Linked DNA regions of Homo sapiens: region 1 is linked to region 2. A link is a loop called in an ENCODE intact Hi-C map of the cell type or tissue named here. Cell type or tissue: heart right ventricle. All regions are shown on one strand. Each heading gives the region's core, and the rest is flanking DNA. Links, peaks and the distances in the headings are about the cores only. Region 1 overlaps PRKAR1B (protein kinase cAMP-dependent type I regulatory subunit beta). Region 2 overlaps DNAAF5 (dynein axonemal assembly factor 5).

Evidence for each region. Peaks named below come from ENCODE experiments on the same cell type or tissue, not always from the same donor. Only the 100,000 strongest peaks of a DNase experiment are listed, where the experiment ranks them.
Region 1: a loop joins it to region 2, with 2.2 times the contacts of the local background. A loop is called at or near these places in 3 of 110 quality-filtered maps.

What each region holds. Positions count from the first base shown.
Region 1 is chr7:642,109-658,968 of GRCh38, reverse strand. The region is part of intron 4 of PRKAR1B (protein kinase cAMP-dependent type I regulatory subunit beta); the gene reads left to right. Among named protein-coding and RNA genes, the nearest start is that of PRKAR1B-AS1, 48 kb to the right of the region's middle. RefSeq lists an enhancer at 6,431-7,630. In heart right ventricle, for the core only: no CTCF peak of the experiment used is centred there; a DNase peak (open chromatin) is centred at 8,158; H3K27ac peaks cover 1,842 bases.
Region 2 is chr7:770,894-779,174 of GRCh38, reverse strand. DNAAF5 (dynein axonemal assembly factor 5) reads right to left here. Exons shown (of 13, transcript NM_017802.4): 10 at 4,977-5,127; 11 at 4,013-4,169. Among named protein-coding and RNA genes, the nearest start is that of PRKAR1B, 48 kb to the right of the region's middle. In heart right ventricle, for the core only: a CTCF peak has its summit at 4,477 (motif pointing right); DNase peaks (open chromatin) are centred at 4,517 and 7,704; H3K27ac peaks cover 1,152 bases.

The DNA.
Region 1 (16,860 bases), core at 3,790-11,789, 120 kb after region 2:
ATTTTTTTAAAAACATTAGGCCAGGCACGGTGGCTCATGTCTATAACCCCAGCATTTTGGGAGGCTGAGGTGGGTGGATCACTTGAGGCCAGGAGTTTGAGACCAGCCTGTCCAACATGACAAAACCCTGTCTCTACTAAAAATACAAAAATTAGCCTGGCATGATGGTGGGTGCCTGTAGTCCCAGCTACTCAGGAGGCTGAGGCAGGAGAATCACTTGAACCAGGGAGGTGGAGGTTGCAGTGAGCTGAGAATGCACCACTGCACTCCAGCCTGGGCAACAGAGTAAGACTCTATCTCAAAAAAACCCAAAAAACAAAAAACATTTTATCGTGGAAAACTTCAAAAGTATATGAAAGAAGAGTGGCTTTCGTGAGCCGCCGGCTTCCATAGCACAAGGTCATGTTCAGGCTGCTCTCATCTCTCTTCCCTCCCACTTTCTCCCGACCCTGATCTATTTTGAAGCAAACCTCAGCCATCAGATCATTTTGTCTGTGAATATTTCAGTGTAAGATGCTAACTTTGTTTTTTTCTGAGACAAGGTCTCACTCTATTGCCCAGGCTGGAGCACAGTGGTGCAGTCATAAATCACAGCAGCCCCCACCTCATGGGCTCCAGTGATCCTCCTGCCTCAGCCTCCTAGTAGCTGGAACTACAGGTGTGCACCACCATGCCTGGCTAATTTTTAATTTTTTTTGTAGAGATGGGGGTCTCGCTGTGTTGCCCAGGCTGGTCTTGAACTCCTGTCCTCAAGCAGTGCTCCCTCCTTGGCATCTCAAAGTGCTGGGATTACAGGTGTGAGCCACCGGACCCCGCCAAGTTGCTAATTTTTGATCTAGTTTCTTGTCTTCATAATCACATCACTGTGGATAGGTGAGGTTGGGGTAGCACATTCGCCGTCCATATGCTGGCTCACGGAGCTGCTGTCTCGGCCTGTGTTTCTGACGTGGGCCTTGCTTGTCGGGTTTGCATTTCTCTCTGCATTTAATTGGGAGCCTCTTTAGAAGGTGGGTCTGCTTCTGAGCTTCTTTCTGCTGCTGCAAAGCTGGGCTCAGTGGGAATTACGCAAGCCTCGCTGGTTCATGAGGAGGTGGAGGCTGTGAGAAGAAATGAAAGCGCCCCTGAGCCCAGACAATTATTTTCTTCTTGTTTTACAAGCCTGTTGCTGAAGACTCGACATTTTCTGCTTTACGTCTTGTGTGGTGACAGCTGGTTCATGCTTGTCCTTCAAAAAAAGCAACAGTTGCTAAGAGTCCCACAAACAAAGATGTGCTTTGACTCCCAGGAACAGCTGTGGAAGGACAGGGTGTCCTGTCGGCTGCTATGTCCAAATATTCAGACTGCCCAAAACGGCGCCTCAGCCCCTGGCGCCGCTGGGTACTGCCCCTCATTCCTGTCCACCACCCCCATAGCTTTGTATTTTCTAACGGTGAAAAAATGCCTTCTTACTTCTTGACCAGAGACACGAAGTCCTCTGAGTTAATTGAGTCTAAATATGGGGTATTGAGGGAGAAGAGGTCAGCATGAATCATTCACCCATTCATTCATTCATCCATCCATCCATCCATCCATCCATCCATGCACACATTCATTCATGCATCAATTCCTTCATTCACCCATCCACACATTCACTCATGCATCCATTCATTTGTTCACTCATTCATTCATCCATCCATCCATCCATCCATCCATCCATCCATCCGTCCGTCCATTCATCCATCCATTCATTTATCCATCCATGCACACATTCACTCATGCATCAATTCCTTCATTCACCCATCCACACATTCACTCATGCATCCATTCATTTGTTCACTCATTCATTCATTCATTCATCCATCTATCCATCCATCCATCCATGCATTCACTCATGCATCCTTTCATTCATTCACCCATCCATGCATTCACTCATGCATCCATTCATTTATTCACTCATTCATTCATTCATCCATCCATCCGTCCATCCATCCATCCATTCATCCATCCGTCCGTCCATCCATGCATTCACTCATGCATCCATTCATTCGTTCACTCATTCATTCATTCATCCATCCGTCCGTCCATCCATGCATTCACTCATGCATCCATTCATCTGTTCACCCATTCATTCATTCACCCATCCACACATTGACTCATGCATCCACTCATTCATTCATCTATCCACACATTCACTCATGCATCCATTCCTTTGTTCAGACATTTATCCATTCATTCATTCATCCATCCATGCATTTACACATCCATCCACTCATTTGTTCACCCATTTATCCATCCATTCACTCATGAATCCATTAATTCATTCACCCACTTATTCATCCATTCACTCATTCATTCATTCATCTACGCATTCACTTATGCATCCATTCCTTTGTTCCATTTATCCATTCATTCATCCATCCATCCATCCATCCATTCCCTCACTCATCCATTAATTCCCCCCTTATCCATACATTTAGTCATCCATCCACACATTCACTCATACATCCATCCAGTCATCCATTCACTCATTTATCCACTCATTCATTCACCCACTTATCCATTCATTTATCTATCCATTCATACATTCATTTCTTCATCTATTCATCTAGTCAGTCATCCATTCATTCATGCATCCATACATTCACCCATGCATCATCCATTCATTCACCCATTCATTCATTCATTAGCTCATGTATCCACTCATTCATCCATCCATGCATTCACCCACCCATCCACTAATTCACCTATTTATCCATCCATTCAGTCACTCATTTATCCATTCATTCATTTTTCCATTCATTCATTCACCCCTCCACACATTCACTCAGGCACCCATCCATTCATTCACCCATCCAGTAAATCCTGGTTGGATCTCCTCTGTGCCCAGTGCTGGAAATCGTGCTCACAGATGTAGACACAAGTGGGAGGAGAGCCCAAGGAGAAAATGACTTTCTGGGGAGGTGGAGGTGGATCTTTGTCTTTCAAAGGCTCATAAATGGATTTTTCTGACTCAGTGAGAAACCCAACCACTTACGCGGGGGCAGACCTTGTATCCCAGAGAGCAGCCTCACATGCTGTCTCATGTAACTCCCCAATGGACCCAGGAAGTAGGGGCGTCATTTGCTCTGTTTCACCCAGAGGGTAACTGAGGTTGGAGAGACTCACTTGGGGCATGCTCTCATCAATCAGGGAACCAACTCTGAATCATATGTGGCAGTTGGAGGTGCTCCACTAGGATGGAAGCTACACTCACTCATTCATTCAACAAATGTTTAGTGAGGATCTCCTTCAGGCCAGGCCCTGCCCGAGGGGCTGCAGATACAAGATGCGCAACACAGACCACCCCTACCATACCTGGCTTTACTCAACTCTTTTCTAATGGAAGAGACAATGAGTAAATGAAATAAATTGTTAGAATATAGGATGAGGCAGTAAGAAGTGCCAAAAAGAAACACAAGATGATGCAGGGGATGGGGATGCAGTTTTGGAGGGGGGCCTGGAAAAGCCATGCTGAGAAGGGAAGATTGAGGAAATACCTGGGGGAAAGAGGAAGTGAACCAGGAATTTATCTGGGGAAAGAGCATTGCCGGCAGCAGGAGGGCAGGTGCAAAGGCCCTGTGGTCAGGGGCATGCCTGGTTGTCCAAGAATTAACAAGGAGGCCAGTGAAGCCAGAGCAGAGCCTGGGAAGAGGCCATTGACAGGTGATGAAAACACAGAGGAAGAGGCGCCAGATCTTGTAGGGCATTCTGGGTCACTGCAAGGACTTTGGCTTTTATTCTGAGATGGGAGGCCCTAGAAGGCATAGCATGTCGGCTCTTACATGTTTTATTTAGCAGGGTCTGTCTGGCTCTCCACTAAGAATAGAAGGTAGGGGGACAAGGGCAGAAGTGGAAAACCCAGTTAAGAGGTTGTTTTGCTAATTCCAGGCAGGAGATGCTGATTTCTGGGATCAGGGCAGTACCACTGGCAGTGGTAAGTGGTTAGTTGATTCTAAAGAAAGGGGCCCTGTCTAGCCTGAGATGGTTCAGCTATGAGGTTTGTTTCCAGTGCTGGGCTCCTCTCTTGGTTATGAGATTCCTTGGAGGCAACGGCAATGATAACAATGATGTTGATGGTGGTGATGGTGATAATGAGTGTTGGTGGTGATGATGGTGGTGATGTTAAAGTTGATGGTAATGGTGATAAAAATGGTGATAGTGATGGTGATGAAGATGGTGATGGTGAAGGTGATAAGAATGGTGGTGACGGTGATGAGGATGGTGATGATGTAGATGGTGATGATGGTGATGGTGAAGGTGATGAGGATGGTGATGGTGAAGATATTGATGGTGATGAAAATGGCAATGATGGTGATGATGAAGGTGATGAGGATGGTGATGATGGTGATGGTGAAGGTGGTGAAGATGGTGATGGTGATGTAAATGGTGATGATGGTGATGGTGAAGGTGATAAGGATGGTGATGATGGTGATGAAGATAGCAGTGATGGTGATAGTGAGGGGATGAAGATGGTGATTTGGTGATGGTAGTGATGAAGATGGTGATGATGATGGTGATAGTAGTGAAGATGGTGATGGTGATGAAGATGGCAATGATAGTTATTGTGAAGAAATGATGATGGTAATGACAGTGATGGAGATGAAGATGGTGATGAGGATAGTGATGAGGATGGTGATGATGGTGATAAAGATGGTGATGATGGTGATGGTGGTGAAGATGGTGATGAGGATGGTGATGATGGTGATGAGGATGGTGATGATGGTGATGAAGATGGTGATAATGATGGTGATAGTGGTGAAGATGGTGATGGTGATGAAGATGGCAATGATAGTGATTGTGAAGAAATGATGGTGATGATGGTGATGGTGATGAAGATGGTGAGGAGGATGGTGAGGATCGTGATGAAGATGGTGATGGTGATGAAGATGGTGATTGTGAAGTGATAAGGATGGTGATGATGATGGTGACGGTGGTGAAGATAGAGATGGTGATGAAGACGGCAATGATGATGATCATGAAGGGATGATGATGGTGATGATGGTGATGGAGATGAAGATAGTGGTGGTGATGGTGAAGGTGATGGTGATGATGGTAGTGATGGTGATGAAGGTGATGATGGTGATGTTGGTGATGATGGTGATAGTGATGATGATAATTATCATGGTAATAAGGGTGATGAGCACTAGTTATAACACCACATTAAGTGTATATAACCCATTTGGCCTCTTGTTGTGCTTTCCTAGAAATCATCTGCAATGGATGTTGGAGTTGATTCTCCATTATTCCCACCCCTCCCCAGCTATGTAGCACCATGTGGTTTGGGAGGGGATTGAATCTACCATGAGCTTTTGGAGTAGCCCTTATTTTAGCCCATTCTGGATGAGTCCATCCATCAACGACTGTGACTGGATCAGGTAACCCAAGACTAAGCCAACCAGCTCAGGACAGTTCCTGAGGCCCCTGTCCAGTGGCCAGGTGGCCTTGCTTAGCAGTGGTCCCATGAGAAGCAAAGAGAGTTTACTAAAGGCTTCTGGGAAAGGGACCTTGCTCCCTGGGGATAACTACACTTCTGGAAGCCAGCCCTCACTTTCCTTCTGAACGATGAGGTGGGTGAATGGGAAGCTTGGGAGGCAGTGTTGGGAAGAGGCTGCTGCTGCAAAGTACAGAAATGGACAGAACCTGGGTCTTTGAAGGCCTCGTTGAATTCCTGAATTCAACCCACCCCAAGGTTCCCTATGGTGTACTTGACATTGGTGGCCCCCAAAGAGCCTCAGACACTGGCCTGGCTCCCCACTTGTGTAGTTCCTTCTGCGTTGGCTCTGGGCCTGGCTGTGTGGCTGGGTTTGGCCAATGGTACATTAGCAAGTGTGATGCCAGGAGAGGCTGGAGAAGCACTTGTCCACTGGGAGCGGGTCCTTCTTGGCGCCCAGCCACCATGCAGTGGGGAAGCCCAAGCAGTCATGTGGAGGGACTCCTGGGGGTGGAGCTGGGACTCCTGGCCAGTGGCATCCCTGAGTGCCAGGCCGGTGGCCACCACCAACCACCCTGTGTGGAAATCAGCCATCCCAGCCAACACCATGGGAGGGAGGAGGCCTGCCCCATCAACCCACAGAACCATGAGGAAGAGTGAATTTTTTTGTCAAGGCACTCTGTTTGAGGTGGTTTGTTATGTAACAATAAATAACCAAAATACCCGAGTACCAGTTATTGGAGCCAAGAAATCCTTATTGAATGGGTTGGGAATTGTCTCTGGCTCCAAATCTCTATCCCTTCCAGCGACCCTGGACAGCAAGCTGGGAAAACGAGACACTCCCACATCACAAATGGTGAGCCTGGACTGCCAGTCCCTAGGGCAGAACCTCCAGATTTACAAAATAGTCTCCTGTGTGAGCGTGAACTGTCTTCCAAGAGGGGTTTCCCCAGGTTCCTAGCACTGCGTGGGTATGAACTTTCTTCCGAGAGGGGTTTCCCCAGGTTCCTAGCACTGTGTGGGTGTGAACTGTCTTCCGAGAGGGGTTTCCCCAGGTTCCTAGCGCTGCGTGGGTGTGAACTGTCTTCCGAGAGGGGTTTCCCCAGGTTCCTAGTGCTGCACGGGTGTGAACTGTCTTCCGAGAGGGGTTTCCCCAGGTTCCTAGCTCTGTGTGGGTGTGAACTGTGTTCCGAGAGGGGTTTCCCCAGGTTCCTAGCGCTGCGTGGGTGTGAACTGTCTTCCGAGAGGGGTTTTCCCAGGTTCCTAGCGCTGTGTGGGTGTGAACTGTGTTCCGAGAGGGGTTTCCCCAGGTTCCTAGCGCTGTGCGGGTGTGAACTGTGTTCCGAGAGGGGTTTTCCCAGGTTCCTAGCACTGTGTGGGTGTGAACTGTCTTCCGAGAGGGGTTTCCCCAGGTTCCTAGCGCTGTGTGGGTGTGAACTGTGTTCCGAGAGGGGTTTCCCCAGGTTCCTAGCGTTGTGTGGGTGTGAACTGTGTTCCGAGAGGGGTTTCCCCAGGTTCCTAGCTCCGTGTGGGTGTGAACTGTCTTCCGAGAGGGGTTTCCCCAGGTTCCTAGCGCTGTGTGGGTGTGAACTGTGTTCCGAGAGGGGTTTCCCCAGGTTCCTAGCGTTGTGTGGGTGTGAACTGTCTTCCGAGAGGGGTTTCCCCAGGTTCCTAGCTCCGTGTGGGTGTGAACTGTCTTCCGAGAGGGGTTTCCCCAGGTTCCTAGCGCTGTGTGGGTGTGAACTGTGTTCCGAGAGGGGTTTCCCCAGGTTCCTAGCTCCGTGTGGGTGTGAACTGTCTTCCGAGAGGGGTTTCCCCAGGTTCCTAGCGCTGTGTGGGTGTGAACTGTGTTCCGAGAGGGGTTTCCCCAGGTTCCTAGCGCTGTGTGGGTGTGAACTGTCTTCTGACAGGGGGTTTCCCAGGTTCCTAGCACTGTGTGGGTGTGAACTGTCTTCTGACAGGGGGTTTCCCAGGTTCCTAGCGCTGCACGGGTGTGAACTGTCTTCTGACAGGGGGTTTCCCAGGTTCCTAGTGGGAGTGTTTTGTTGACACGTGAAGTCTGTGTGATAAATAACACAGGGCCCTGGGAGTCAGAGATTGCTAAAGCCTCGTGGAAGAGCTCTGTAAGGCATCATGTGTTTCGGGGTCCTTTCCGAGGAACATGGAACTCGTATGAATTTTCAGGCTGGCTTTGTCAGTCAACATGGATCATGCTTCCTCCATGGCACACGTCCCTATAGGCATGCTACATGCACAGCCTGGTTTGCCCCTTGCAATCACCCCTCATGGCAGGTCCCTGCGGACTTGAGGGCCAGAGGCCCCTAGGAGCCTGGCTGTATGCTGGGTCCTGTCTGGGTGCCTGTAGGAGGCAGAGACAGGGCAGAGTAGATTTGGCACCTGCTCTTGAGCAGCCCCCAAATTCCAGACCTGAAGGAGTTTCAGCACCAAAGCAGGAACCCGGGGAAGCTTCCAGAAGGCAGCAGGGCTTGAATGGCTTGGACTAGCCTCTGTGCCTCTGAGCTTCCTGGTCCAGAGAGGTGATGATGCTTAGGACTGTTTTGCTGCACAGAAGAAGCTGAGTCAGGGCTCTCGGTGGCCGGTGAGCCAGGGGTGCTCCAGGATGAGTCCCGCAGGCATCCGCCAGCACGGGCAGGGAGGGAGGCAGCAGCTTTGCCTCAGACGCCTCTGGGCTCGGTCCCAGCCTGCTGCCTGCTGGCCACGTGACCTTGGCAAATGACGTGACGTCTCTGAGCTGCCTGTGGGCCACGTGACCTTTGCAAATGACATGACCTCTCTGAGCTTCAGGCCTGTTCCCTCTGTCCTTGAAGTTGGCGCAGTCAAAGGCAGAAAAGGGGCTGTCCCCAGGCAGAGCCCCCACCCACCGCCATTGCGCCTCCATTCCACAGGTGCCCCACGCTGTTCGGGTGGCAATGGCGGGACGTGTGCAGGGGCGGGAGGCTGTGCCAGAAGTGCACCAGGCAGGCAGTGGGTGAGGGCACCAGAGCCAGGAATGACTCCCAGAGGAGGGGGTGTTTGCAGCCCAGAGCTGGAGGTTCGGAGGTGCAGCCGGTGTGAAGGCTGGAGGGCTGGAAAGAGCCTTTCGTGGTTGGAACTGATCAGGTGGAGTGAGCAGGGAGGGAGGGAGGGGCTGAGTTGGGGTGGCAGTGGCTCTGGGGGCTGTGGTTTTCCAGCAGGGCACACAGACCCTTGGGATGCAGACCCTCTAGGGTCCCTCAGACAGGGTCCACAGTCCCAGGTCTGCATTCTCAGAACTGCCATTGAGGCCACCTGTCCTCTTCATCAGAGAAGGCACACTCACTCACACACCTGGGTCCTGCCTGCACAGATTGCAGTCACCTCACAACGGCATGGCCAGATGCTTCTTATAAACAAGGCACTACAGGCTGGGCATGATGGCTGATGCCTGTAATCCCAGAGCTCTAGGAGGCTGAGGCAGGAGGATCACTTGAGCATAGGAGTTTGAGACCAGCCTGGGCCGCATAGCAAGACCCTAATCTCTACAAAAAAAAAAAAAAAAAATTAGCTGGGCCTGGTGGCTCATGCAGCTACTCAGGAGGCTGAGGCAGGAGGATCACGTGAACATAGCCTGGGCAGCATAGCAAGACCTCAAGCTCTACAAAAAAACAGAAAATTAGCCAGGTGTGGTGGTGCTTGCCTGTGGTCCCAGCTACTCAGGAAGCTGAGATGGGGGGATCGCTTCAGTCCAGGACTTTGAGAGCAGCCTGGGCAACATAGCAAGACACTAATCTCTGCAAAGAACAAAAAATTAGCCAGGCCTGGTGGCTCATGCAGCTATTCAGGAGGCTGAGATGGGAGGATCGCTTGGGTCTGGGAGTTGGAGGCTGCAGTGACCCAGGGTCGTCACTGCAATCCAGCCTGGACAACAGAGCAAGACCCTGTCTCAAAAAATAAAAATAAATAAATAAATAAATAAATAAGGCGCTACATATAAATCAGTGTAAATATAAAACACACTAAATGATGTATTTCGAAAATAGCTTTACTTCTTCAATTGAATAATTACTTACCAAAAATGTTAATGTATAAACGTTTAGTTAACTGTCTGCTAACACTAAAAAGAAATCCTGAAGAAAAATATGATGCTTATAACCTTGTGTTCACAGGGAAAATAATTCCAAACATTCAACGCGTCTTTTACAAGGAAGCATGATAGGGAGATCAAAAAATATTAAGATACGTTTTAAATTAAAACATTTTTACATTGGGATAAATTCTGTGGGAAATGGGCTAGAAATACTCATTCGAGGAGAAAAGGAGCAGTGGAAACATTCTAAATGTTAAAAGCTTTTAAATTTTTATTTATTTATTTATTTTGAGACGGAGTCTCACTCTGTCACCCAGGCTGGAGTGCAGTGGCACGATCTCAGCTCACTGCAACCTCCACCTCCCAGATTCAAATGATGCTCCTGCCTCAGCCTCCCGAGTAGCTGAGATTACAGGTACCCGCCACCATGCCAGGCTAATTTTTGTATTTTTAGCAGAGACCAGGTTTTACCAGGTTGGCTAGGCTGGCCTTGAACCCCTGACCTCAGGCGATCCACCTGCCTCGGCCTCCCAAAGTGCTGGGATTACAGGTGTGAGCCACCGTGCCTGGCCAAATGTTAAAAGTTCTTAAATTTTCTCCGTGATATCTTGTTTTGGTGAGTGTCCAATCCCTATGGGTTTATATTTCATTTATTTATTTATTTATTTTTTCAGATGGAGTCTTACTCTTGTCACCCAGGCTGGAGTGCAATGGTGCAGTCTTAGCTCACTGCAACCTCTGCCTTCTGGGTTCAAGTGACTCTTCTGCCTCAGCTTCCTGAGTAGCTGGGATTACAGGCACTGCCACCACGCCTGGCTAATTTTTTTGTTTGTTTGTTTTTTTGAGACGGAGTCTCACTCTGTTGTCCAGGCTGGAGTGCGGTGGCGTGATCTCGGCTCACTGCAACCTCCGCCTCCTGGGTTCAAGTGATTCTCCCGCCTCAGCCTCCTGACTAGCTGGGATTACGGGCACGCACCACCATGCCCAGCTAATTTTTGTATTTTTGTAGAGATGGAGTTTTGCCATGTTGGCCAGGCTGGTCTCAAACTCCTGACCTCAGGTGATCTGCCTGCCTCAGCCTCCCACAGTGCTGGGATGACAGACGTGAGCCACCATGCCCTGCCTATGGGTTTATATTTCATTGGCTATGTTTAAAAGAGAGAAGGGCAGTTAAAATACCAACTTTCACAATAGGCCAGAAATTACTCCTTTTTGCAACTACCTAAACTTGTAATGAAACATTATAGATGCTAACTTAAAAACAAGTGAAGAGGTACGTAGTTTAAGATTTTTTTTTTTTTAATTTTGGAGGTAGAGTCTCGATATGTGGCCCAGGCTGGAGTTCAGTGGTGTGATCATAGCTCACTGCAGCCTCAACCTCCCAGCCTCAAGCAATCCTCCCACCTCAGCCTCCCAAGTACCTGGGACCACAGGTGCGCACCACCACACCCGGCTAATTTTTAAATTTTTTGTAGAGCTGGGGTCTTGATGTGTTGCTCGAGCTGGTCGCAAACTTCTGGCCTCAAGCAGCGTCTCAAAGCACCGGATTACAGGTGTGAGCCACCATGCCCGGCCATAATGAAGCATTTTAGGTGCTAACTGAAAAACAACATGCGAGGAGGTTTTTTTTTTTTTTTTTTTTTTTTTTGGAGACGAAGTCTCGTTGTTGCCCAGGCTGGAGTGCAGTGGTGCGATCTCGGCTCACTGCAGGCTCTGCCCCCCCAGGTTCATGCCATTCTCCTGCCTCAGCCTCCTGAGTAGCTGGGACTACAGGCGCCTGCCACCTCGCCCGGCTAATTTTTTGTATTTTTAGTAGAGACGGGGTTTCACTGTGTTAGCCAGGATGGTCTCGATCTCCTGACCTTGTGATCCACTTGTCTCGGCCCCCCAAAGTGCTGGGATTACAGGCATGAGCCACCGCGCCTGGCCTGGAGGTACGTGTTTTAAGAAAACTCTTTGGATAGCAAATGGGTGGTTATTCATGGTTATGGGATTAAAGACCGGACGGAGTGGGAGCTGCTGGGGGGTGTTGGGATCATAGAGGGGGCATGGATGGGAGAGGACGAGGAGGCTACGGGGCAGCAGGAGAGGCCAGGAGAGTTGTCCCAGCCACAGGTGATGCTGGCTTGGGTGGGCTGGAGACGGGACAGTGGACAGACTGGGTGATGGCCCTTGGTTAGACCAACGGGTTTTGCTGAGGACCTGACATGGGAGGGTGAGAACGGGAGTGAGGAAGGCTGATCCGCAGGTTGGGGGTTGCTGGTGCCCCCAACCCCGGAGGAGGTGGGCAGGCAGGCTGGTTTTGGCCACAAGAGTTTGGGCGCCCTGTAGGACGTGGGAGAGAGGGGACAGGTGGTCGGCTGTGTGGCTCTGGCCGGCCATGTTGCGTCCCATGCCCCTTTCTTCCCCACCTCTGGGTGGCCCCTTTGGTGTTTCACTTTTGTGGAAGCTGAGCAGCCTGGGCCAGGAGTGGGGGGCAGTGTCACCCCTGCCAGGGCCCCCGGCTCCCTGCCAGGTGTACCGCTGCCGCCCTCAGCCCAGGGCCCTTCGCCTGTGATCCTGCCGGGTGTGAGCTCAGCTAATGGCCTTTTTGGATTTGGACCCTCTTCCTGTTATGATCGGGCGGATGGCCAATTTAAGCATTTAAATCTTGGTTTTAATTTAGTTTGGTTAACATGGCTTAGTCTTAATTACCTGTGCAGTAGCGGCCCCGTCGTAGGATGCTGAGCACTCTGAGCCATTTCATCATCGTGTGATTTCATGCATCTCATTGTGAGTTCAGGGGTTCAGAGGGAGAAGCGTGAAGCCATTTCTAAGTGATGTTTTTATGGGAAACAAGGTTTAATTGTGTGGAAATAGCCATGATTCTGCACGCAGCCCCATTAGGAAACGAGCTCCGCTCTTCTTTCAGTTACTCCAGAGCTGTCATTAGCTCGGGGCCAAGAAGAAGGAGGAACCATTTTCTGTGTCTTCCTGCCCCACCATCGAGCTGCTTGGCACTTGGAATTGCAGAAGCAGAAAAGTTCATGAATTTGGATTTCCCCAGGTTTAGAATTTATGCACCGTCCTTCTAGAATCACTGAAATTGTTCTCTTAAAACGTAGCACTCAGGCCAGGCGCGGTGGCTCACGCCTGTAATCCCAGCACTTTGGGAGACCAAGGCGGGAGGATCGCTTGAATCCAGGAGTTTGAGACCAGCCTGGGGAACATAGGAAGACCCTGTCTCTACAGTAGATTCAAAAATCAGCTGAGCATGGTGGTGCACCTGTGGTCCCAGCTACTTGGGAGGCCGAGGTAGGAGGATTGCTTGAGCCCAGGAGGTTGAGGTTTCAGTGAGCTATGATTGCACCACTGCACTTCAACCTGGGAGGCAGAGCAAGACTCTGCCTCTTAAAAAAAAAAATAGCGTGCAGTTGGGGTTACTGAGCAACATGTTGGTGACGAAGGAGCCGGAATCTCAGCTGTGGGCCTCGTGGGGTCAGGTGCACACTTGGACTTTGCTGTCAGCTCCTGCCCTTTCCGGGTACCCTGGCATCACTGCTCTGAAAACAGGGACCAGATCGGGGCTGGGCCACAGAGCCCCAGAGGGGTCTGACTGGCGAGTGGACGGCAACCTGCCTGTACTCCCTGGGGCTCAGGGAGCACCCCCGCATGCTGACCTCACGGTCCCCTCCCAGTAGACGCACATCCGGGATCCCAGGGTCCCCTGGGAGCCCCAGGCCTCTCCCCAGGGCACTGGAACACAGGCCTGGAGGCTGGAGGGCTTGGAACTCGTCTCACTGCCTCCCAGGCCCTCCCAGACTTTATTCCCTGAACAGCTTCAGAGAAACAGCCTGTCCGTGACGGCTGTGGGACTGGCTTTGAGTCTTGACCTCCCAGGCTTGAGTGATCCTCCCATCTTAGCCTCCTGAGTAGCTGGGACCACAGGGGCTCGCCATCACACCCGGCTAATTATTTTTATTTTTAGTAGAGACAGGGTCTTGCTATGTTGCTTGGGCTGGTCTTGAACCCCTGGGCTCAAGCAATCCTCCTGCCTCGGCCTCCCAAAGTGCTGGGATTACAGGCTTGAGCCACTGCGCCCAAGTAGACTGAGTGAGATTGATCTTTCTTCTAAGAAATCTGCATAGGTGAGATCTTAGAAGCATTGCAGCCTGGCTCAGAAACACCTGGGTCTCGCCTGTACCTGGATCCCTCCTGCCGCGTCTTCGGCTCTCTCTGCTCCTTTCTGTAGGAGGGAGAGGACCGGACTTGGGTGCTGCAGGCCGGGTTCTCATGCTGTGCCTGCTGCCTGCCGAGTGACCTTGGGTGGGTGCTGCCCTCTCTGGCCTCCGCGAGGGGTGTGAGGGGAGGATGTGGTGGAGGAGGCATCCCTGCCAGATTTCTCTTCCGGATTTCTAAATCAGGGATCTGCAGTGAATCACGGGGCCCTTTGCCCTCACTCGTCCACACTGCGCCTTATTTATAGAGGCTGAAGAGACGGCTCATTGCGGAGAAGAGGCTTGTCTTGGGTCACCTTTTCAGGGTCTCACATCTCCCCATCGTGAGACGGGGTGGCCTGGGCGGCCTCTGAGCAGGCCCAGGACTCAGCTCTGCAGCACACGGGACCCTTTGGCCGACGGCACTGCCCGGTCCAGCCTCTTTGGGGCCCGCTTCCCTGGAAGGCTATGGGAGGTGTCTGGGGGAAGGGTCTGGCCCTGGTGCCTGCCCTCTGGGAGGGAGAGCTGGGGTTTGCCCTTTGCTGGGCTGTGGTCCAGCCACCCAGGCCCTGGTGGGTTGAAAGTCTCCCTGTCCGGAGGCCTGGGGGTGGACGCTCAGCTGCTGAGGCTGAGAACGGCCCTGCATTGCTTCCTTCCAGTTGTGGGCACTCGCATGGCCAGACTGGTGCCCCCTCAGTGCTGGGAGGGCTCCCTGGCAGCGGGGAGTGGAGGGTGGGCCCTCGGAGGGATGCTGGACCCCGGGATGGCGTCCGAGTGGGGCTTCCCTCCTGATGCAAGAGCCTGCAGGCAGAGAGGGCTTCCCGTGGAGACCCCCCTCAGCCTCTGCACACCCAAGGAGGAGCAAAACCCCGTTCCGAATGTGCGCGCCTCAGTTTCCCCACCTCATTGTGTACCTCCAGCTCCTCACAGTGTGGGGTGGAGCAGGAGCCGGGAGTGAGTGATTCCAGCAGGATTTTAAGAGCATCACGGACATTTCAACGATGCCTTGAACAGGGGAGTCATTCTATAATATGAGGGTTCATCCTGACGCAGGTTGAACATCCCGCCTGTCGGTGCCCTGTGCTGCCTGCCTGTGTAGGTGAGGGCACAGGAGGGGGTGCATGTGGCCCGTGACTTAGCACCTCTGTTTGTCTGCAAGATGAAGACTTAGGGCTTAGTGTAGTGGGCCGTGTAGCAGCCGCCCCTAGCTTCGTAGCACTGGGCAGCCGGCATTTCATCATGCTCACGGGTTTGTGGGTGGGAATTCGAATGGCACAGTGTGGATGGCTTGTCCCTGCCCCGCGATGTCTGGGACCTCAGCTGGAAAGGCTGGTGTGACTTGGGGCGACGGGAGTGGCTGGGGGTTGGATAATATGGAGGTGCCACTGGGCACCCTGAACCCTGTGCATCTGTGTAAGGCCTCACGGGGGCTTGAGCTCCCTCACAACATGGCCGCCTCAGCTGACAGACCTCCTGCCTGGCAGCTCTGGGCTTTAATAGCTGGTATTCCAGGAAGCTGCGACTTTTTTTTTTTTCAAGATGGAGTCTCGCTCTGTCGCCCAGGCTGGAGTGCAGTGGCGCAATCTTGGCTCACTGCAACCTCCACCTCCCCAGTTCAAGTGATTCTCCTGCCTCAGCCTCCCGAGTAGCTGGGATTACAGGCCTGCGCCACCATGCCCAGCTAATTTTGTATTTTTATTAGAGACTGGGTTTCTTCATGTTGGTCAGACTGGTCTCGAACTCCCAACCTCTGGTGATCTGCCTGCCTCGGCCTCCCAAAGTGCTGGGATTACAGGCATGAGCCACTGTGCCTGTCCAAAGCTATGACTTTTTATGAGTGAGCTGCGAAGGATCGTCCAGTTGTTCTCACGCTTTCCTCCCTGAAGGACGCAGGGTCCAGGTCTTATTCCTTTAGGGATTCCCCGTGCCTCGCGCTGCCTAAGCTCATGGTTTTAAAGTGTGTCCTGGGAGGTGGAAGGTGTGAGTAAATCTTGCGGTATTTCTCATCCAAAATTGTAAATGTAAATTGTCATGCCAATGCAGTTTGAAGATGGCATGAAAGAGTGACTGAATATAGTATCAGGAAGTTTAAAATTAAAGACTGTTGTCTTTCTCTTTTGCAATGGCAGAGTCTGATTATTTTCAAGGTAATTATAGCATTCATACCAACGGCCAATGTGCTCAGCACTTGATGGAATACCGGCTATGTGCCAGGCTCTGCCGTACACAGAATTCCAGGTACTACTCCACATCCCAGTGAAGTGCGGGGTTAGCACCATCCATCCTTTACAGAAGGGGAAACTGAGGCTCAGAGTGGCAAAATCACTGCTCAAGACAAGGTGGCGGGACGGGGATTTGAACCCAGGACAGATGACTGCGACCCACGGTCTCACTGCCCCCTCCACGCCCTGCTGTGGTGAACCGAGTGTGCTGCCTGATAAACCAGCTAGTTTTTAGGAAATGGGGTTGACTGGGGTCTTGCGGCAGGGGGCAGAGTTTGTTTCTTTCTTTTTTTTTTTTTTTTTGAGACGGAGTCTCGCTCTGTCGCCCAGGCTGGAGTGCAGTGGCGGGATCTCGGCTCACTGGCTCACTGCAAGCTCCGCCTCCCGGGTTCACGCCATTCTCCTGCCTCAGCCTCCCAAGTAGCTGGGACTACAGGCGCCCGCCACTACGCCCGGCTAATTTTTTGTATTTTTAGTAGAGACGGGGTTTCACCGTTTTAGCCGGGATGGTCTCGATCTCCTGACCTCGTGATCCGCCCGCCTCGGCCCCCCAAAGTGCTGGGATTACAGGCGTGAGCCACCGCGCCCGGCCGAGTTTGTTTCTTAAACAGCTTTACAGAGGTAGAATTCATATATGATAAAATTCACCCACTGTAAGTAGCCTATTCAGTGACTTTGAACGAATTTACAGAATTATGCCACCATCATCATGATCCAATTTTAGAGCGTTTCCATCATCCCAGAAAGTTCCCTTGTGCCTGTTTATGGTTAATCCTCACTTCCACCCCCGTCCACCATGAATCTGCCTGCATTTTCTGGACATTTGAAATAAACGGAGTCGGGTGGGTGCGGTGGCTCATGCCTGTCATCCTAACATTTTGGGAGGCTGAGGTGGGTGGATCGCTTGAGCTCAGGAGTTCAAGACCA
Region 2 (8,281 bases), core at 1-8,000:
CAATGTGGAGGGCATGATCCACCCTCAGCAAGAGGATCCTATGTAACGAAAGGCATGAAAAACATCCAAAGTTCAGGCCATCCTACCAAGCCAGGCTTTGAGACAAGTGGGACCCAGTGGGTTAATTCCTGGCAGATGCCCAGGCACTTCCCTGAGGGTTCTGGGCCCTGAGGGTGCTGGGCCTTCCAGCCACCAAACACAGGCACCAAGGAGGAAGCCACGGAGCACATCCAGGCATTATGGTGCCAAACCCTGAAGCAGCCCTGCACGGCAGGTGCCCTCACTGCACAGCGGGTATGCTCACTGCACAGCGGGAGCCCTCGCTGCATGGGGGGTGCTTTTGCTGCATGGGGGGTATGCTCACTGCACGGCAGGTGCCCTCACTGCACAGGGGGTATGCTCACTGCACGGCGGGAGCCCTCGCTGCACAGTGGGTGCCCTCGCTGCACGTGTCTCAGGAGGAAGGACGGAGTCAGATGCTCAACTCACCCAAGCTTGTCCCGCTAGCAAACATCTATGGGCCCGGACAGGATCCTCCGAGGCCTCCTGCTGGCGCGGTCGACTATGGAAGTACACAGAGTGGCACTGGCTATTGTGTTTTTACGATGGTCACTCCCTGGATGGCCTGCAGGTCCACTTTTGTACCAGTTTAGGGTTCCTTTCATGCACGACTAAGCCAGGCAGAATCGGCTCACGCTGGCCTGTCTGCTGTTCATGTTTGTGTCTGTCTGTCCTGGGAGGCCTGGATGTCTGTGCTCCCAACTCAGGACATCCTTCCTTCCCCACCAAGGAGGCCATGATTCATCCAACACTTCACCCTGGGAAGCCCAGAGCTGGCACTAATAGGCAAGGGGCCTCTCAAGGAACCTTTTGTAGTGAAAATAAACAGGGGGCCGTGGCCCAGATGCCCAAATGCGCTCAGATGCCCAAACGCGTGCAGCCTTTCCGCCAGCTCCTGTTTTAAAAAGTGAGTGAATTCCCAACAATCGCATGGACTGAACTTGTTCCAGAGTCAGTGGGAACAGGATGTTTGTTACTAAAGAATAAAAACAGAAAAGCAAAGGTGAGAGAATGAGTGACAAAGGCCCCCGGACCTCAGAGTTCAGCAGGCGGCGGTTTTTCTGCCCAGCGCCGTGTGTACTGTGAATCTGAAAATTCATGTCTGTCTCCAGTTCTGGAAGATTCTGAGGCACCATCTCTCCTCCATTCTCTTCTCCTGGGATTCAGAAAAGCCCGGGAGCCTCTCGGCCCACTCGGCACCTCTCTCCATCCCGTGTCCTCTGCCCGCTCCAGGCCCCGCGTCCCTCCCCGTCCCGTGTCCTTCGCCCACTCCAGGCCTTGCACCCCTCTCTGTCTCGTGATCTTGAGGAATTCCACATTCCTGGCTTTCACGTCACTAACTTTGTTTTCAGCCACATTCAGTCTAGAGTTGACCCAGTACACAGAGTGTGAAGTTCCGATGACTCCATTCATTTCCGGGAATTAGCAAGAACCATCTTTTAAAAACTGCTAAACATTTCTGGCATAAATACACAAAATATAGATAATCACATTAAGTAGAGCTAATCAGGAACGCCTGAGTGGCCGCTTCCCGCCCACCCCATCCCCTTTCTCCCTCGCTGGGTAACTCCTTTCCTCAAAGTAGTGCCAGCACACCATTCCGTGTCACTCCGGACTTCCCAGCGATCGCTTCCGTTTCCATCTGTTCTTTATTCCTGCTTGTCTTCTTGTTTCTCAACTTGTTTTTTAGTGGATGTTGTTCTTTTAGCTTTTTGAGGATCTTAAACACGCCTCAATAAAGGTAACTTTGAGGTGGTTCTATTATCGGCACTTCCTTCCCGGGCTGGGTGCGAGGCTGCCCTTAGCGCCGGGTCTTCGGTGTTCTGAGGTAGCAGTCCCCAACCTTTTTGGCACCAGGGGCTGGTTTCATGGAAGACAATTTTCCATGGACCAGGGGGTGAGATGGTTTCAGGATGAGTCACGTGCGTTACGTTTATTGTACACGTTATTTCTATGACTACATTGTAACATATAATGAGATAATTCTACAACTCATCATCCTGTAGAATCAGTGGGGGCCTGAGCTTGTTTTCCTGCAACTAGACGGTCCCATGTGGGGACGATGGGAGACAGTGACGGATCATCAGGCATTAGTTTCATAAGGAGCGTCAGCTTGGATCCCTCGCGTGCACAGTTCACAATAGGATTTGTGCTCCTATGAGAATCTAATGCCGTTGCCGATCTGACAGGAGGCAGAGCTCAGGTGGTAATGCAAAAGATGGGGAGCAGCCGTAAACACAGATGAAGTTTCGCTTGCCCACCTCTCACCTCCTGCTGTGCAGTCTGGTTCCTAACAGGACCCGGACAGGTACTGGCCCATGGCCTGGGTGGCGGGGGCCCTGTCCTGAGGGGTTTGTGTGCAGGCTGCCCTGAGTGAGGGGCTCTCTGAATTCATGACTCTGTTCAGTGCTGCTGCTTTTCGGGGGCTTCAAGCCAACCACCCCATTCCCCTCCCCAGTGCTTGCTCTCACCTGGGGTTGGTCTGGGGTTTGGGCTCCAGGAGGCGGCGACACTGAGGCTGTGCCCCTGGTCCTGCTGCAGGGTGGCCCGGCCCCGTCTCCCCACAGGCAGCTCCAGCCGCCCCACCCTGAGGTCCCCCTTCCCGGCCGCGTGGAAGCTGAGCCTTGTCACCCCCACCCAGTGCTGGTTTGGAGACCTCTGCCTTGCTTCTTGCTGTGCCGTTTAATTTGTGGTATTTCATCTGTCATTGCTGTTTGTTCTCATAGTACCAACTTGAACAGAAGTCAAAGATGAGCATTTTCTATTTTCTTTTTTTTTTGAGATGGAGTCTGGCTCTGTCACCCAGGCTGGAGTGCAATGGTGCGATCTTGGCTCACTGCAACCTCCACCTCCTGAGTTGAAGCGATTCTCTTGCCTCAGCCTCCTGAGTAGCTGGAACTACAGGCGCGCACCACCATGTCCAGCTAATTTTTTTATTTTTAGTAGAGACAGGGTCACCATTTTGGCCAGGATGGTTTCTATCTCTTGACTTTGTGATCCACCTGCCTCAGCCTCCCAAAGTGCTGGGATTACAGGCGTGAGCCACCGTGCCCGGCCACGTTTTCTGCTTTTTTTCTATAAAACAAGCCACCATCAAACTTAAATACAGTCGTCCCTTGGTATCTGTGGGGTTTGGTTCCAGGAATCCTCCTCCTCTAGGATACCAAAATCCTCAAATGCTCAAGTCTCTGATAAAAAAAGGCATAGTATTTGCACATGACCCACACACATCTTCCGGCACACCTTAAACTGTCTCTAGATTACGTTTAACGCTAAATGTAACATCCACACGACGCTTCCTTCACGTGGGTTCAACGTTGTTTTAAGGCAGAACGCAACGTCCACACGACGCTTCCTTCACGAGGGTCCAATGTTGTTTTAAGGCCGAATGCAATGTGTACATGATGCTTTCTTCATGCGGGTTCAACGTTGTACTTGGTGCCCAACAAATTCAAGCTTTGCTTTTTGGAACTGTGGAATTCTGCCCCCCAATACATACATATTTATATATGCAAATGTAAGTACAAATTTGTATTTGTATGTATAAATGCACAAACATGTATATATGTAGCCATACACACACACACACACACACACACACACCCCTACTTTTAAAGACAAGGTTTTGGTCTGTTGCCCAGGCTGGGCTCAAGCGATCCTCCTGCCTCAGCTTCCTGAGTAGCTGGGACTACAGGTGTGTGCCACCAGCCCTGGCTAATTTTTAAATTTTTTGTTGAGATCGGGGTATGGCTATGTTGCCCAGGCTGGTCTCAAATTCCTGGGCTCAAGCAACCCTCCTGCCTAAAGTGCTGGAATTAAAGGTGTGAACCACCACACCCAGCCCGAGATAGTTTTGATCTGAGTTTGGGTGACTCCATGGATGCAAACGGAACCCAGGGACACGGAGGGCTGACTGCATATACACAGGCTGTGAACAACAGAAATGTCCTACCAGGATAAATCCTGATGAGTTTCTCTGGATCCGTCATGCCGCCCGAGGTTTTTAAGAACGTGTTGATAATACGGCATGAGATCAGTCGCGTCATCTTCGAATCCTCCTCCAGGGTGGTCAGGACCTGGGGCATCAGTGTTTCCTGCACGTCCCGTATCTGCAATCAGCAAACACATACGACGTGACTCACATCTGTCCTGGGGTGGGGTGGGGGTGCTCACCATCCGTGCACTCCTGCCTGGAAGGACTTAGGGGGCTTGAAAGCTTTACCTAAAAAGTAGGCTTGAATCTTCATTGTAAAATTTAGATTTTGAGCAATTTTTAACTTGCTTACTTGATTTTTAGAAAATACGCACACTGTTCACAACTCCTAGGTGAGGCACTAACCCTAAACCAGGGTAATGGCTCGCCTGGGCCCCAAGGACGTGGGGCTTTCGGCTGGAGCACCGACCGCACCACCCCGCGTGCACCAGGAGGTGGCGCTGATGCTGCACGGGCGCCCAGGGCAGCGCCTTCCCGCCGGGCGGCGACCAGGACGCGGGCGGGCATCAGTGTCTGTTTTCTGACACCTGGTACCAGCCGGAGGTGTTCATAGAAACGATGCGGAAAGCCCAGGCCCGTCCTCTGGCCTGGATCCTGGGATTCGACTCCTGGTCTTGCAGCCAGCATTGGGCCGGAAACCGAGAAACCGCACGCTCATGAGCGGCTGCAAAACCCGCAGCACGACCGGGCTGGCTGGGCCCGCGGCCTGGCTCCCGCTCTCCCGCCTGCTGTCTGAACCGCAGCCCGGCCGCCGGCTCCTGCCCTTCCGCCGCCAGTGTGGGGAGAGCCTCTTGGGGTACGGGCCCCAGGTGGAGGTGCAGCTGCTGCCTGCCCAAGTTCCTGCTGCGGGAGCTCTGCCGGGCGCCAGGAAGCCTGCGCAGTCCCCGGCCGGTGTCCACCGAGCACGCAGGGAGCCCCGTACCTGCTCTGCCGACAGGACCTCGCTGCTGGTGAGCGCCCAGAGGCAGGACACGGCAGCCGTGCGGATGGCCGCGGCTGTCCTCCCCGCATGCCACTGCAGATTGGGGGCCAGGATGTCCTTTGTCACCGTCTCGAGGTAGCTGGGAAACTGCCTGGAACCGGAACGGAGAGGGTGGATGAGGAGACCGGACAGGTGCTCGGAAGAAACGTTTCAGACTAGGGATGAATGGGGCTGAGGGGGGAGCCAAACAGGAAAACGAACTCGACCCCAAAACACGAGGCCCCTCCTCCTCTCAGGAGCTGCTTCTCAGTGCGAATTGGGAGGTTCCTCCAGGCCCAACCCTACCGGGGAGACAGGGGTGCCTGTGCCCCTGGCCTCTCCTGCGGCCCGCGTAGGTCCTGTTCTCCAGAGGCGAGCCAGAGGCCCTGGGCCGAGGGTGCACTTTCAGCCCCTCGCCGCTCCTAGCTTCAAAAGGAGGCCTGAGTGACGCCTGGGCTAGGGCAGGTGCGGTGGTGTCGGCAGCACCCAGTGAGCCCCTTTCCCATCTGCATCCCTCCCCCAGAAAAAGGCCAAGTCTCTCCAGCCACAGAACCCTCTGTCCAGCAAGGACAGTCGCTGCGGCTTCACAGAGGCGGGATGGGAGGGCCACAGGCGCGGTCCGGGGACCCAAGGGCCACAGCTCAGAGAGACGGGCAGTTCCCACCCTGTCGGCGACTTCGTCCTGATGGTGACCAGTCAGGTCAAAGTGCCACCAAGACAAACTCAAAGCAAAATGACACACTCATTAGTGACATCCCAACACCACGGTATGTTTCAAAGGTGGCTCTGGTCTCCAAGACCAGCTCCACAGCCCGCAGCCCTCCAGCGTCCGTGAAGCCTGCACAGCGTCCCTTCCTCTTCTGGAGGCGCCACCGGCTTGCTCCTGGCAGGGGCCATGTTGGGACCAGCCAGGTAGATGAGCAGATGTGGAAAGTGACGTTGGTGTGGTGTGATTTACACGCATTCCGCGAGGTTTCTGGCGTGGGTTCGTTTTTAAGCAGAGCTGCCATTTTCGGCACCGTGACTTGCAAGAGGGCTCTCTGGAATGAACGAACCCAGCGCCTGCTCCATGGTCACCACATGAAATGGCCTGGAAGTCCTGGCCTTCAGGGTGTGGGGTCCAAGTGTGGGCCAGGCGTGCCACACGGGCGCCACCTAGGAGTGCTTAGGTTTTTTTAAATTTTTTTTTTTTTTTTTTTAATTTTGGGGTGAAGGATACTCAGCCTGTGTCTGACAGAAGCTCCATCAGAACTTCTGGGCATTGATCAGAACCACCATCGAACCACTGAATGAGGCACGTTCCTTTTTTTTGAGACAAAGTCTCGCTCTTGCTGCCCAGGCTGGAGTGAAATGGCGCAATCTCCGCTCACTGCAACCTCTGCCTCCCAGGTTCAAGTGATTCTCCTGCCTCAGCCTCCTGAGTAGCTGGGATCACAGGCACTTGCCACCATGCACTGGGGCCGGGTACAGCCAGGCCTGCAGGACCCCAAGACACTATAGTCCACGGGCAGCAGGGCTGGGCACAGCCAGACCCACAGGACCCGAAGACGCTGCAGAGCCGGGGAACGAGGGGCCCAGCGGCTGGTGCTCCGGGTTCCCTGCCCGAGCACATTCCTATTCACAGAGGGACTCGAGGTCCACTGTGGGGCTTGACTTCCAGAAACGGTGCAGCCTCAAAGCCAGGAGCCTCTTGCCCTGAACTCGCAGCCACTTCTCTGGAGCTTCTGTCAGACGCAGGCTGAGCATCCTTCACTTCAGAATGCAAAGTGCTCCAGGGTCTGACCATATCTGAGCACTGACATGATGCTCAAATGAAATACTCACTGGAGCATTTTGGATTTCTGAAGTTCGGATTAGGGATGCTCTACAATGCAATTACTACAGAATTTTAAGAAAACCTAAACACAACTAGTCCCGAGTGTCCCAGGTAAGACACAGAAAGCCTGTGGGAGGCAGCCCTGAGAACCTCTCATGATTCATGGTGTCCAAGGTGGAGACACCATGGCAGACGCAGCCCTCAGCCCTCTTGGGCACCCGCACAGCAGGGACCTGCGTACAGCCGGCGCTCACAGCTGCGGTCAGCAGGAAGGTGCTCTGCGCAGACGATGGTCAGTGGCGACTCCCCGCCCACCATTTCTACTTCAGCAGAGCCAACTTGCTATTTCATGATTCTAAAAATAAAAACCAAACGGATAAAAAAAAAAATCTTTCCTATTAAAATAGCTAGTAAGTTCATTAAAATCACTGCCATCTGAACACTTTACTTCTCTTGACGCCAACCGCCTTCCACAAGACGTTGTTAGGCGCACTTTCTTTGGGAACTCAGCCCAGATGTGGAAACTGTGCTCTGCAGAGTTAACTGTTCCTGGGCAGAACCTGCCCAGCGGTTCCTCCCAAAATACAGCCGAGTGTGAGTTCCAGAGGGAAGGGCCTGGACCCTGCTGTGTTATCTGCATGGCATCTACACAAATATCAGCCTGCAAGCTGGACAGCTGCCACGGCTCTCGGTTCATATCTTTCTATGGTCCGTTCTAAGCCCTGAAGTCTTTGAAGACAAGCAGGAAACAAAATTTCCTGCAGTACGACAGGCGGGCTGAGGCCCGAGAGCAGAGATGAGGGTCATGAAGGAGAAAAGTCTGAGCGCCTGGACTCTTTCCACATGAGGCTCTGGTGTGTGAACTGCTTTCCGCTTTGACAGATGTGCTGCTGGGGCGGGTCCCGGTGCTGACGCAGCCCAGATCCAGCCGCACAGGCGGGGGTAGGACCCAGCTGACGGCACCTTTTGCTCTGAGCAAAGTAAGTGGCAGGGCCCTAAGAGCTGCCTCAGCAGTGGCACCCGGGCGGGGCCTCTTCCTCCACTGTCCCTCCCAGTGCTCCTAGAGGGCACCCATGCTTCTTGCCCTTACTTCAAAGCCGTACACCTGGAGGCCCTAGACCCTCGGGGTCTTAATGCCACCTAAAAGTTGTCTTAGATAACAAAGAGGTATTTTTACCACTTTGACCATCAATAGAAATTCAATCAGTTGTTTGTTAGGTTTGAAAAGTGCCCAAAGGCTTTTAAAACAGAGAACAGCTAATACATAAGCCATTAACAGTTAATGTTCCCTAAAACTTTTTCATTCACTGGAATTTTAATGACCACACGGAGATGACTTTGACTTAGTGCTTCTCTGTGCATTCCCTGCCGAGAGCTTGTGTTTACCCAGTGAGGATGGACTAGCTGCTTCCAGGCCAGTTAAGCTCAGGGGTCACTGCACACGCCCACC